Linked DNA regions of Homo sapiens: region 2 is linked to region 1. A link is an interaction called in ENCODE POLR2A ChIA-PET data of the cell type or tissue named here. Cell type or tissue: CD4-positive, alpha-beta T cell. All regions are shown on one strand. Links, peaks and the distances in the headings refer to the core of each region. The heading gives the core; the rest is flanking DNA.

Evidence for each region. Peaks named below come from ENCODE experiments on the same cell type or tissue, not always from the same donor. Only the 100,000 strongest peaks of a DNase experiment are listed, where the experiment ranks them.
Region 2: POLR2A ChIA-PET joins it to region 1 with 5 read pairs; 13 of 35 experiments call an interaction of 5 or more read pairs at or near these places.

What each region holds. Positions count from the first base shown.
Region 1 is chr5:142,004,249-142,009,630 of GRCh38, forward strand. GNPDA1 (glucosamine-6-phosphate deaminase 1) reads right to left here. Exons shown (of 7, transcript NM_005471.5): 3 at 3,551-3,652; 4 at 1,896-2,078; 5 at 684-868. Among named protein-coding and RNA genes, the nearest start is that of GNPDA1, 6.1 kb to the right of the region's middle. In CD4-positive, alpha-beta T cell, for the core only: no CTCF peak of the experiment used is centred there; a DNase peak (open chromatin) is centred at 2,863; H3K27ac peaks cover 1,600 bases.
Region 2 is chr5:142,125,826-142,131,207 of GRCh38, forward strand. The region is part of intron 1 of NDFIP1 (Nedd4 family interacting protein 1); the gene reads left to right. Among named protein-coding and RNA genes, the nearest start is that of NDFIP1, 20 kb to the left of the region's middle. In CD4-positive, alpha-beta T cell, for the core only: no CTCF peak of the experiment used is centred there; no DNase peak of the experiment used is centred there.

The DNA.
Region 1 (5,382 bases), core at 51-5,050:
CATTTCACAAAAGTTCACTTTAAACAGGGAAGTTTTCACTGATTTAGATGCTTGTTTATTGGCTTGGGCAAAGAAATGTAAATCTAACATGTCTATACACGTCAGAAAGGAAGAGAAAATGCTTCTAAAGTTCTAATGAAAATAAGGAAATTGGAACCACAAAAAATTCACATTCAAATGATAGCCAATTTTTTAGGGGAAAAGCTAAATTCAGTTTAAAACACTTATATTTTAATCATACTTCACCACATTTATTAATCTCTGAGCACGGGGCTAGAAGCACAAGCATCCTTGGTGTCCCAACAGTGACCTCTACCAACTACAAGGAACAAGGGAACCCCTCTCTCCATACCTGGTCAGGTACAAATATTCCAACATTAGCGATGCTGGCCTCCTCTCTGCCTGTGAAAAGCATGAAAGGGGCCTGAGGCCAGAGAGCCTGCTGTCTCAGGCAGTCAGCCAAAGGCACCAAAAACGTGCTCAAGGGATTCACCTCACACTGGGAATAATGATGTCTTCCAAAGACGCAAGAGGAACAGTGAGTAACAGGGTCAGCAGGGATTTTAGCCTTATTTACCATGCCTTCATCTTTAATAAGAATGTAGGTGGTACCAGTATAGTTAAGATTAACAAGAGAAAGACAAGTCCACCAGCGCAAGCTGGTGGGGCCCTTATGCCCTTACCTCTCTAGCATCCATGACAGTGCCCACCCCCACCGTCAAGGCCATGGTGGGCACCTTGGTGAGTTCTCCATCGAAGAACCTAGCATTGGCCAGGATGGTATCCATGGCCAGCGTCTTCACACGGGTCCTGGACACCAGACTGGAGCCTGGCTCGTTGAAGGCAATGTGTCCATCAGGGCCGATGCCTATAGGGAGAGAGCCCGTGCAGCCCTGTCAGTCCCAGGGATCCAAGATTTCAAGAATGGACAATCTCTCCTTCCCTAACTAGGGTCTGAAGAAAAATCATTGAAAGCTGTGTCACCTTTCTCATTTGCAGCCCTGGGCAGGTACACCTTAAACATGTGATCTGTCCCCCTCCCTACCATTTCTTTCTCTTTGCCATACTGTCTCAGAGGAGACCCTCCCCATCATGTCTATCTGAGGCACACACAGACATTGTTAACTTGCTATCACCCTCAAAAAGCTGAGGAGGAAACACTCCAAACAGCTTCTGCCTCCCCAGATTGTCAGAAAAGTGGACCTTCTCTGTCTCTTCTGCCTGTAGTTAGAGGGTCCTGCTGCTGGGATAGAGGTGCAGTGAACAAAACACCCAGAGAACCTGGACAGGGGCTGCCAAGGTTCTAAAATCTCAGAGGATGAGAGGTCCTGCCCCCCTCCTCCCCACCTTGAAGTATAGAAGAGTGATCTCTAGAGCAATAAAAGGCAGTTCAATGTTACCCCTCATGGGTAACTCCAGAGGTGGCGATAGATGGATACACAGAAGGGCAGCCCAGAGGACCCGAGCACAAATCCAAGAAGCACACACTTGCTCCCACCTGTGAACCTTGAGTGAGTCACCTAACTTCTCTGGGGTTCAACTGGCTATCTACAGGGGCTGTGTGGAGCCTTCCGGAACTACATGAGTCCATGATGTTAAATGTTTAGATAAGTTCCAGGACTGATCCATAAAACCTTAAGACTGGGGAGTAGACAGAATCTCAGAGTCCAAACCCAAACCTCTCAGTTTACAGACAAGGCATCAAACTGCAGAAAGAGATCTCCAAGATAACATAGTTCCTGAGTAACAGAGCCAGGCAGGGCCCATTTCTCCCGCCTCTGTCTCTACGGTCACTAGCACACCCAGAAGAAGCTGTCTGCAGACAGGCATTGTGTCTTGTCCTCCTTCCCACGGGTCTGGCCCTGGACATGTGTGCTGCAGAGTGTCAAGCTCACCTCCAACAAATAGCTCGATCCCACCTGCAGCCTTGATCTTCTCTTCAAAGGCATCACATTCTGCCTGTAGGTCGACTGCATTCCCATCCAGAATGTGGGTGTTTTCTGGGTGGATGTCAATGTGCTTGAAGAAGTTGTTCCACATGAAGGAGTGGTAACTCTCCGGGTGGTCTCGAGGAAGGCCTGTGGGGCCGTGAGACACTCGGTTATGCCTAGGCCAAGCCAAAGCCCCTCTCCTAAGAAGGATGCCAGGACACCATGCTGACCTACAGAGACACTCCCAGGGGTCTGCCCATCTGGGAGCCTTAGGCACCAGCCCTCTGACCCCTAGCCACTCGGCACAGGCTGAGCCAGTATCCATAAGTGTCCACCCACCCAGTACCACCATCTGTGGCCACAGGGCTTGGCCAGAGTAACTGCACACCAAGGGCCTGGGAAATCCCCACATTCTGATCTGATCTGCTTTTCATAAGGCAATGACCATAGGTTAGAGGCTGGGGACACTCTGGCCACCTGGGGTAGGGCTGAACTCATCTTAGAAAGCAAGCAAGCACACCCCTCACCCTGTGCCTCTCAACCCACCATCCACTCCCAGTTCTACCCCACTCAGCCTGAATAAATCCCAGCTTGAACACCAGGTGGTTAGAGAGAACTATCTTAGGGCTTCCCCAGATCAACTTTTTTTTTTTTGGCCAGGAAAAAAAAATAATGTTTAATGTTAAGCATTAAGAATATGTAAAATCAGCCTTAAAAAGGAAGGAAATTTTGACACACACTACAACAATGGATGAACCTTGTGGACTTTATGCTAGGTGTAAGAAGCCAGTCAAAAAGACAAATACTTTATGATTCCAGTTATATACTCTAGTTTGATTCTAGAGTAGTCAAATTCATAGAAACAGACAGTAAAATGGTGGTTTCCGTGGCTGGTGAAGTGGGAAATGAGAAGTTGTTGTTTCACGGGTATAGAGCCTGAGTCTTACAAGATGAAAAGAGTTCTGGAAATTGGTTGCACAACAATGTGAATGCACTTAACACTACTGAACTATACACAGAAAGGTGGTTAAGATGGTAAATGTCATGTTACATGTATTTTACCACAATTTTTTTTTTAAAAAAAGGATGTTTAAAATGAAGCTATTACAAAAGGACTGGGTGAGGGAGAGGTGATAGAAGACCAAGGTATAGTCTTTCAGCAGCAGGAAGGATACCAATCTCAGGTCCCCTTCAAGTGTACCTGGCAGAAAGGGGAGCTGGAGGCCACACACAGAAGAGAAAGCACAGACACAGATCCTAGGGGAAACACCCGAGCCAGGATCCCACTTGCAATCATTTGTTCCAGAAAGAAATGGAATGGAGTTGAGGAGCAGGCAGAGGAGAAGGAGATACTCTAATATTTATTAAGTATTTGTTATGTATAAGAAACTTCCACATCTTTTATCATAAAAGGATTAAATGAATTTAATGCTTACAACCTGTGAGGTCAGCTTTATTAGCCCCATTTTATAGCTGAGTAAACCAAGAGGTAAGTATTGATAATTGAGCCTATCATCAAATGTCACTGGCTCCCCGATTCCTCTCCAGGACTGGGCCAATGAGAGGAGGAGCATCACTCTCCTAGAATCAGGAAAGAACCTTGAAAGAGAAAGACTCACCCACGTACTCATCCATGTTGAAGGTCTTCACATATTTAAAGGACAGGTCCCCATTCTTATAGTATTCAATCAGCTTCTTGTAGCAGCCAAGTGGGGTACTCCCTGCAAGAGTGGCCACACCCATGAACACCCCTTGCACCCCAAGTCTGGAAGCCCAGAGGGTTCACAGGAATAAGTCAGGGCTGCTCACAGGGAGAACCTGTCAGATCTGAAGTCCTACCCAGTACTCCAATCCTAACTGCCATCCATCCATTAATTGCTTGTTTAATGCCTATTTTGCCACTAGACTGTAAGCTCCAGGAGGGCAGGACTGTGTCTGCCTTGATCACTGCTGAATCTCCCAGTATCCAGCACACTGATGACTGAAATCACTCTGATTAGTACCTGAGTGAACATCAGACTTCATTATTGACATGATACTCCCTGAACAAGTAATATGTGCAAGGCACAGGGCCATGTGATAAGGACACAGGGGAGCAAGGGACAGTAGCTACTCTAAGATAACTCACTAGGAGTAGAACACAAAGCAGGAACGTCAGTTGTGATAGGGTAAAGCACAGGCTCACCCAGTGCTTCAGGGTTCAAGGAAGACTTCCCTGAGGAGCAGCGAAGCCCTAGTTGAGTCTCATTAAAAAGTCAATGTCATGGCTAGGCATGGTGGCTCACGCCTGTAACCCCAACACTTTGGGAGGCCAAGGCGGGCAGATCACTTGAGGTCAGGAGTTCAAGACCAGCCTGGAAAACATGGTGAAACCCTGTCTCTACTAAAAATACACAAAGTAGCTGGGCATGGTGGCATGTGCCTGTAATCCCAGCTACTCGGGAGGCTGAGGCACAAGAATCACTTGAACCTGGGAGGCAGAGGTTGCAGTGGGCCGAGATTGCACCACTGCACTCCAGCCTGGCCAATAGAGCCAGACTCTATCTTGAAAAAAAAAAAAAGTCAATGTCATAAAAACACACACACAATAAAAGGTAGGAGGACACTGTATATTAAAAGACTAAAGATGCATGAACCCTGACTGGACACTGAATTAATTTTTTAAAAACCAACCTATAAAAGATAAATGTGGACAATTGAGAAAAAATTGTGAACACAGTTTGCATATTAGATGATGGCATGATTTTTCATTTTCTTAGGTATGATGGTATCATGGTTGTGTAGGAGAATGTCCTTATTCTCAGGAGATATGTGCTGAAGGATTTAGAGATAAGTGTCAGGATGTCTGGAACTTATTTTCATGTGGTTCAGAAAAAAAAAGTGTGTGTGTGTGTAGATAAAGAACAAGAGCCAGAGAAAGGTAAAAGCAAATGTGGCAAAATGGTAACAATTGGTGAATTTAGGTGAATGGTATTGACCTGTTTTTTTCCTCTTTTTTGAATATTTGAAATTTTGCAAACTAAAAAAATGAAAGAAAAAAAACCCATCGAGATTACGTCATGTCACCCCTCTTTTCAAAACCCACCAATAGCTTCTCATTTCACCCTCAGCAACACCAGTTATTCTAAGGCTCCACAGAACCTGGCCCCTGGCTATGAGACCCTCCCTGCCACCATATCCAACACTGCACAGCCCCACCCCTGCCGACACACTCCCTATCCTTTCCTGCTTCATGTTTCTCCTTTCCTCTTATCACCATCTAACATACTCTATATTTTGCTAATTATTATGTCTCTCCCATTATAATTTAAGCCTCAGAAGGCAGAAGTTCATATCCTTTTTGTTCATTGCTGTATCCTTAGAGGCTAGAACAGCTTTGCATACAGAGGGTACTCAATAAATACCTGCTGAGTGAATGGCAGCTCCCCGCAGCCCACCCAAAATAATTAGT
Region 2 (5,382 bases), core at 62-5,061, 120 kb after region 1:
AGTCTTGGTTTTGATTTGCGTTTTCCTGCTGACTTAATGATGTTGAGCATTTTGTGTCTACTGGCCTTTTGTATATCTTCTTTGGAGAAATGTCTGTTCAAATCATTTGCCCATTTTATAATTGGGTTGCCTTTTTATTGTTTAGTCTCTCTTATCTTGTCAGAATTATTTAAAATATCTTCCCCTAATTAATAACAATTAGATAGAGAATTTTTCTTGAATGTAAATAATTTGGTGATGTTAGAATAACAGAGTTTATATTTACAATATATAAAGTAAATGTACAGGCCACACAAACTTAATGATTATTTCTGAACAGCAGTAAAATAGCATACTCAGCTGTTTACCAAAAGAAATGTGCTTGTTTACTTTTTGTAATTATACTGCCTTGTTTTGGTAGGATTTAGGGACTATGCAGAAGTAGTGGGTTGGTAATGAGAGCTTTAAAAATTGCATTTTAAGGTAAAAGTTTTAGCAATTAACTCTAAGATAGAAGTAGTAAATAACATTCAAAACTAGAGTTCAAGCATTGACCCAGAATTTTCTGATATTTATTTTTAATAACTTAAAGAAGGGACTTGAAACTTACAAGAATTTTCTTGCTGTTTAAATATGACCAAACCAAGAAAAAATTAAGTAGTGAAAATACTTGCAACTTTATGGACTTACTGGATACTTCAGCATTATTTTTCACGTGCTTTGTTTGTTTGTTTGTATGAATTCTGAGGTGTATGTTGATACCTTTTCTCATATATAAGGATTTATGGGTTTTGTTTAGTGTAGGGTTTTTTGTTGTTCTCTCATTCTTAGTAAATATAGATAATCCAAGAATGACTTTTAAGTGCCTTTAGGTCCTGCCATTTGCTACAGTTATAAATGTTGCCCCTTGCTTAGCCCTAATCCTAGCCCCAGCTCTGCTATTGCTTAAAAACAACTCATTTTAGAACTGCTTAGTGAGGAGGGCGGTGGTGAAGCTTTCTTGCTGATTGGGAACTCAAATAATAGTTTAAATCTGTAGGGTATAATGTCTTAAACGTGTTAAATTCAAGTTTGTTTCTATTAGAATTAGAACTATATATGATTTCTGTGTTGGAGATTCATAAAAATGTCATATTTATTTTTAATAACAATAGGACCTAGATACAGAGGAAGGTGATAAGGAGGGAAAAAAAAACGCTCTATTTTATTTTATTTATTTATTTATTTTTGAGACAGAATCTCACTTTGTCGCCCAGGCTGAAGTGCAGTGGCTTGATCTCAGCTTACTGTAACCTCCACCTCCCCGGATCAAGTGATTCTCGTGCCTAAGCCTCCCGAGTAGTTGGGACTACAGGTGCATGCCACCACACCTGGTTGATTTTTGTATTTTTAGTAGAGACGAGATTTTACCATGTTGGCCAGGCTGGTCTCAAACTCCTGACCTCAAGTGATCCGCCCACCTCAGCCTCCCAAAGTGCTGGGATTACAGGTGTGACTTGAGAACAAAACCTTAGTAGCACCTATTTGTAAATAAATGTTTTCTTAAAATTGAAGGTCATCAAGGCCAAAGGCACCATGGCAGATTGTGACATATCTGAAGTAGGAAGAGTTTTAGGGTTCTTCTGGGGAGCCATTCTAGTCTGCTCAGCACATAGAAGGGAGCAAAGGTAATCAGGAAAAGAGTAATGGCACACTCTGGGTGTGAGAAAGTGAAAGGTCATCTGAATTCTCAGGTGATTGGATTATTTATTTCTTAGCGATGGAGGCATAGGTAGTTATAGGTAGTTCTGTATTAAACTCTACTTTGTATGGCCTGTGTAGGTAATTGTATAGCTGTATTTGGAAAAAATGCCATTTAAATCATATTTCAGCCGGGTATGGTGGCTCACGCCTATAATCCCAGCGCTTTGGGAGGCTGAGGCAGGCGGATCACTTGAGGTCAGGAGTTTGGTACCAACCTGGCCAACATGGCACAACCCCATCTCTACTAAAAATACAAAAATTAGCCAGGTATGGTGGTGCATGCCTGTAATCCCAACTACTTGGGAGGCTGAGGCGGAAGAATCACTTGAACCCAGGAGGCAGAGGTTGCAGTGAGCCAAGATGGTACCACTGCACTCCAGCCTGGGTGACAGAGTGAGATTCTGTCTCAAAAAAATAAATCATATTTGAAGTTTAGTAAAATTGGTCAGAAATTATATGACAGGAAAAAAAATCCAGTGTCCAACAGCTATTTATTATCTATCACAGTCACTCAAAGGATATCCCCCCTACCCTTGCCCAACATCTCTGTGCACTGAGAGCAGAAGTTCCCAGATCTGTCCCAGTTTTCAGATCTGTCTCTCTGAGTATCCCCTACAACCCAGATTCTGTGACAGTTAAATTGGACTCGGGCTTCCACTGACCCAGTTGATGGAAGAGACTGAGCATCTTTCCAACTCTAACCCAAACGTGACAATGCCGCGTATTCTTTCAGAAAGTGTCAGGAAAGAGCCCGAAGATCCCTGAGCTCCAGGGACATGGCAGGGAGGCTGCACAGAAGGGTTCCCAGGGGTGGAAAAGGGGAATCTTAAAAATAAATTTTGGAACCAAGTAATCAATTTTATAGCACACTCTAGTTCTAGCGCACATGGTTCCTCCACTTGTTAGTGAATGCCTGACTTGTTGCCCCTGAAGTGTAAAAAGATGTATATTTAAGGATTCCATTGTTCAGCAAGTTATTATGCATGCAGATGGCAGGCACTAAGTGCTTACTCTTTTTGAAGGTGATTGCCTCTCCCCGCGATCCCCCTACATTGCAGTGTTTTGTTTTAAACAGCTTTCTTGATGGAGCCTAATCTTATCACCAGCATTATAGAAATAAGCCAGAGTGAGAAGCCTGTACAGTGAGGTCTTGGGATTATACCATAGTCATAATGGTGTTTTAAATTGTTTTTATTTTTCAATTGAAAAAAGTACACTATTCTAAAGTAGTGAATTTTAGTGGAGCAAACTCTTCACCTGGAAGTGTTTTTTTCCTTACCAAAGTGAAAATTGGTGGTTCTAAGAAGGCTGGAATTTATTTGCACTGTCATCTTTTACTATGGTGGGGGATGATCAAATTTAACATTTCCAAGTTTCCAGGAGACAGGCAGCCTATCTTATAAATATTGTCATAGAAGACCTCTTAACCTCTTTGTTCTTTGGATTTCTGTATTTCTTAGAATTGTCATGCTTCCTTTCTGAGACCTAAATTATGCAGGGGTAACGTGATTACTTTGACACCAAGCTCAGGAAATATAAAACGGGTTAAGTATAAACCAAGCTAGGTTTAAATGAAGTTCATTACTGGCTACAGTATATTAAGGGAACATATTCGAAAAGTCTGTATTTGCCTTTGTTCTTGCTGCTGACTCTTCTGCTTCTTTTGGTGACCTTCCCACAGCACAAGAGTGGTTAGGTGTGAGGAGGCTAAGAATACCTTGCCAAGAGCTTCAAATAATGTTAAAACCAGTATTTTAGGTGAACCATGGTCCCAAGAACTCTATTTAAGTAATTCCTAGTTCGGTGTCCCAGGAGCATTTGGCTTTACTGCACCTATTTTGGCCACATGTCTTTGTTTAAAAGGAAAAATTATCTTAGGTTATAATACAGCTATTTTGGGAGTACCTTAAGTTTAACATTAGATTACTAGGATTCGAAAAAATGTACCCAGATGGTAGATGCTGATGAGAATTTGACACAAGAATTCATTTGAAATTGAAGCTTTTGTAGTATTAGTCAGAAAAATTTATTGACATCTGGTTTTGAACAGCATAGTGAGTGGAGATTGAGATGATCAGTTAAAATTTAATGGATTGTGGCCGGGCACAATGGCTCACGCCTGTAATTCCAGCACTTTGGGAGGCTAAGGCAGGCATATCACCTGAGGTCGGGAGTTTGAGACGAGCCTGGCCCACGTCTACTAAAAATACAAAAATTAGCCAGGTCTGGTGGCATACGCCTGTAGTCCCAGCTACTTGGAGTCTGAGGCAACAGAATTGCTTGAACCTGGGAGGTGGAGGTTTCAGTGAGCCGAGATCCCACCATTGCTCTCCAGCCTGGGCAACAAAAGCGAAACTACATCTCAAAAAAAAAAAAAAAAAAAGAAAGAAAGAAAATTTAATGGATTATGGAGCTCTACTTCACATTAGTACACCTCGGTCTCTCTGTTTTTCTGTCTCAATTCAAGATAGAGTTCTTTGTAGCGGTATGGTTTAGAGGTGGTATGTATTTTACAAGTATGTCAGTTGGCTCTGTATATCCTGATGATACCGAAGCCAGGACCAGACCCCTACGTCAGTTATATCACTAAATATTCTGTTATTAATTTTCAGATTGGCTCCTAGTCCCAGCCAACTCATGTTTTAAATTAATATAGTTCATTGTCACACTGGACTGGAAAAACCAAATGAAATGTCTTTATTCTATGAAGATGACTTGTGTAGACTATACAGACTAGCAACAGCAGACACTTTCAGTGCGAGTTATTTTAAAAAATTGAAGATTTGACTGGCAGAAAAGTTGCTGAGATAGGGAAAAGGGATATCTATTGACAGATATATGTAGAATTAGGGAGAATTTTATGTTTTCATAAGTGTCTCAATTATTTAAGATTTAATTTGGTGTGCATGTGGAATATAATGGTAACATGGTTTGTCTGTGATTTGTCTTTTGTCTTAACAGATTATTTTTCTAACTTTAAAAAAGTATACATCACTTGAGGCCAGGAGTTTTAAACCAGTCTGGGCAACACAGGAAGACCCCATCTCTACAAAACATAAATTTTAAAAAAAGTTAGCCAGGGTCACAGTGTGCCATAATTGTGCCACTGCACTCCTGCCTGGACAACAAGAGTGAGATCCTGTCTCTCCAAAAAAAAAAAAGTATGCAAGTGATAAATATTCACTACAAAATATTTGAACATGCAGATACACAACAAAAAGGAAAAATTCCCCTGTACTCCTATTACCTAGAAATAACAGTGTTGAACTGTAAATGTCTCATTCTAGGCCTCCTTTCCATTATATGTCTGCCTTTTTAAAAAGGATTATATGATGCCTATTGTTTGGCAAGTTTAGCTTTTTTCATGTAATAATAGTACACTGTAAATATCTATTTGAGTAATGAAATTTAATTTTTTTTTTTTTAAAGACATGGTCTCTCTCATGCCCCAGGCTGGAGGGCAGTGGCACAATCTTAGCTCGCTGCAGCCACGACCTCCTGGGTTCAAGCCATCCTGCTGCCTCAGCCTCCTGAGTAGCTAGAACCACAGGTGCATGCCACCACTCCCGGGTAATTTTTGTATTTTTTGTAGAGACAGGGTTTGTTTTGCCATGTTGCCCAGGCTAGTCTTGAACTCCTAAACTCTCCTAATCTCAAGCG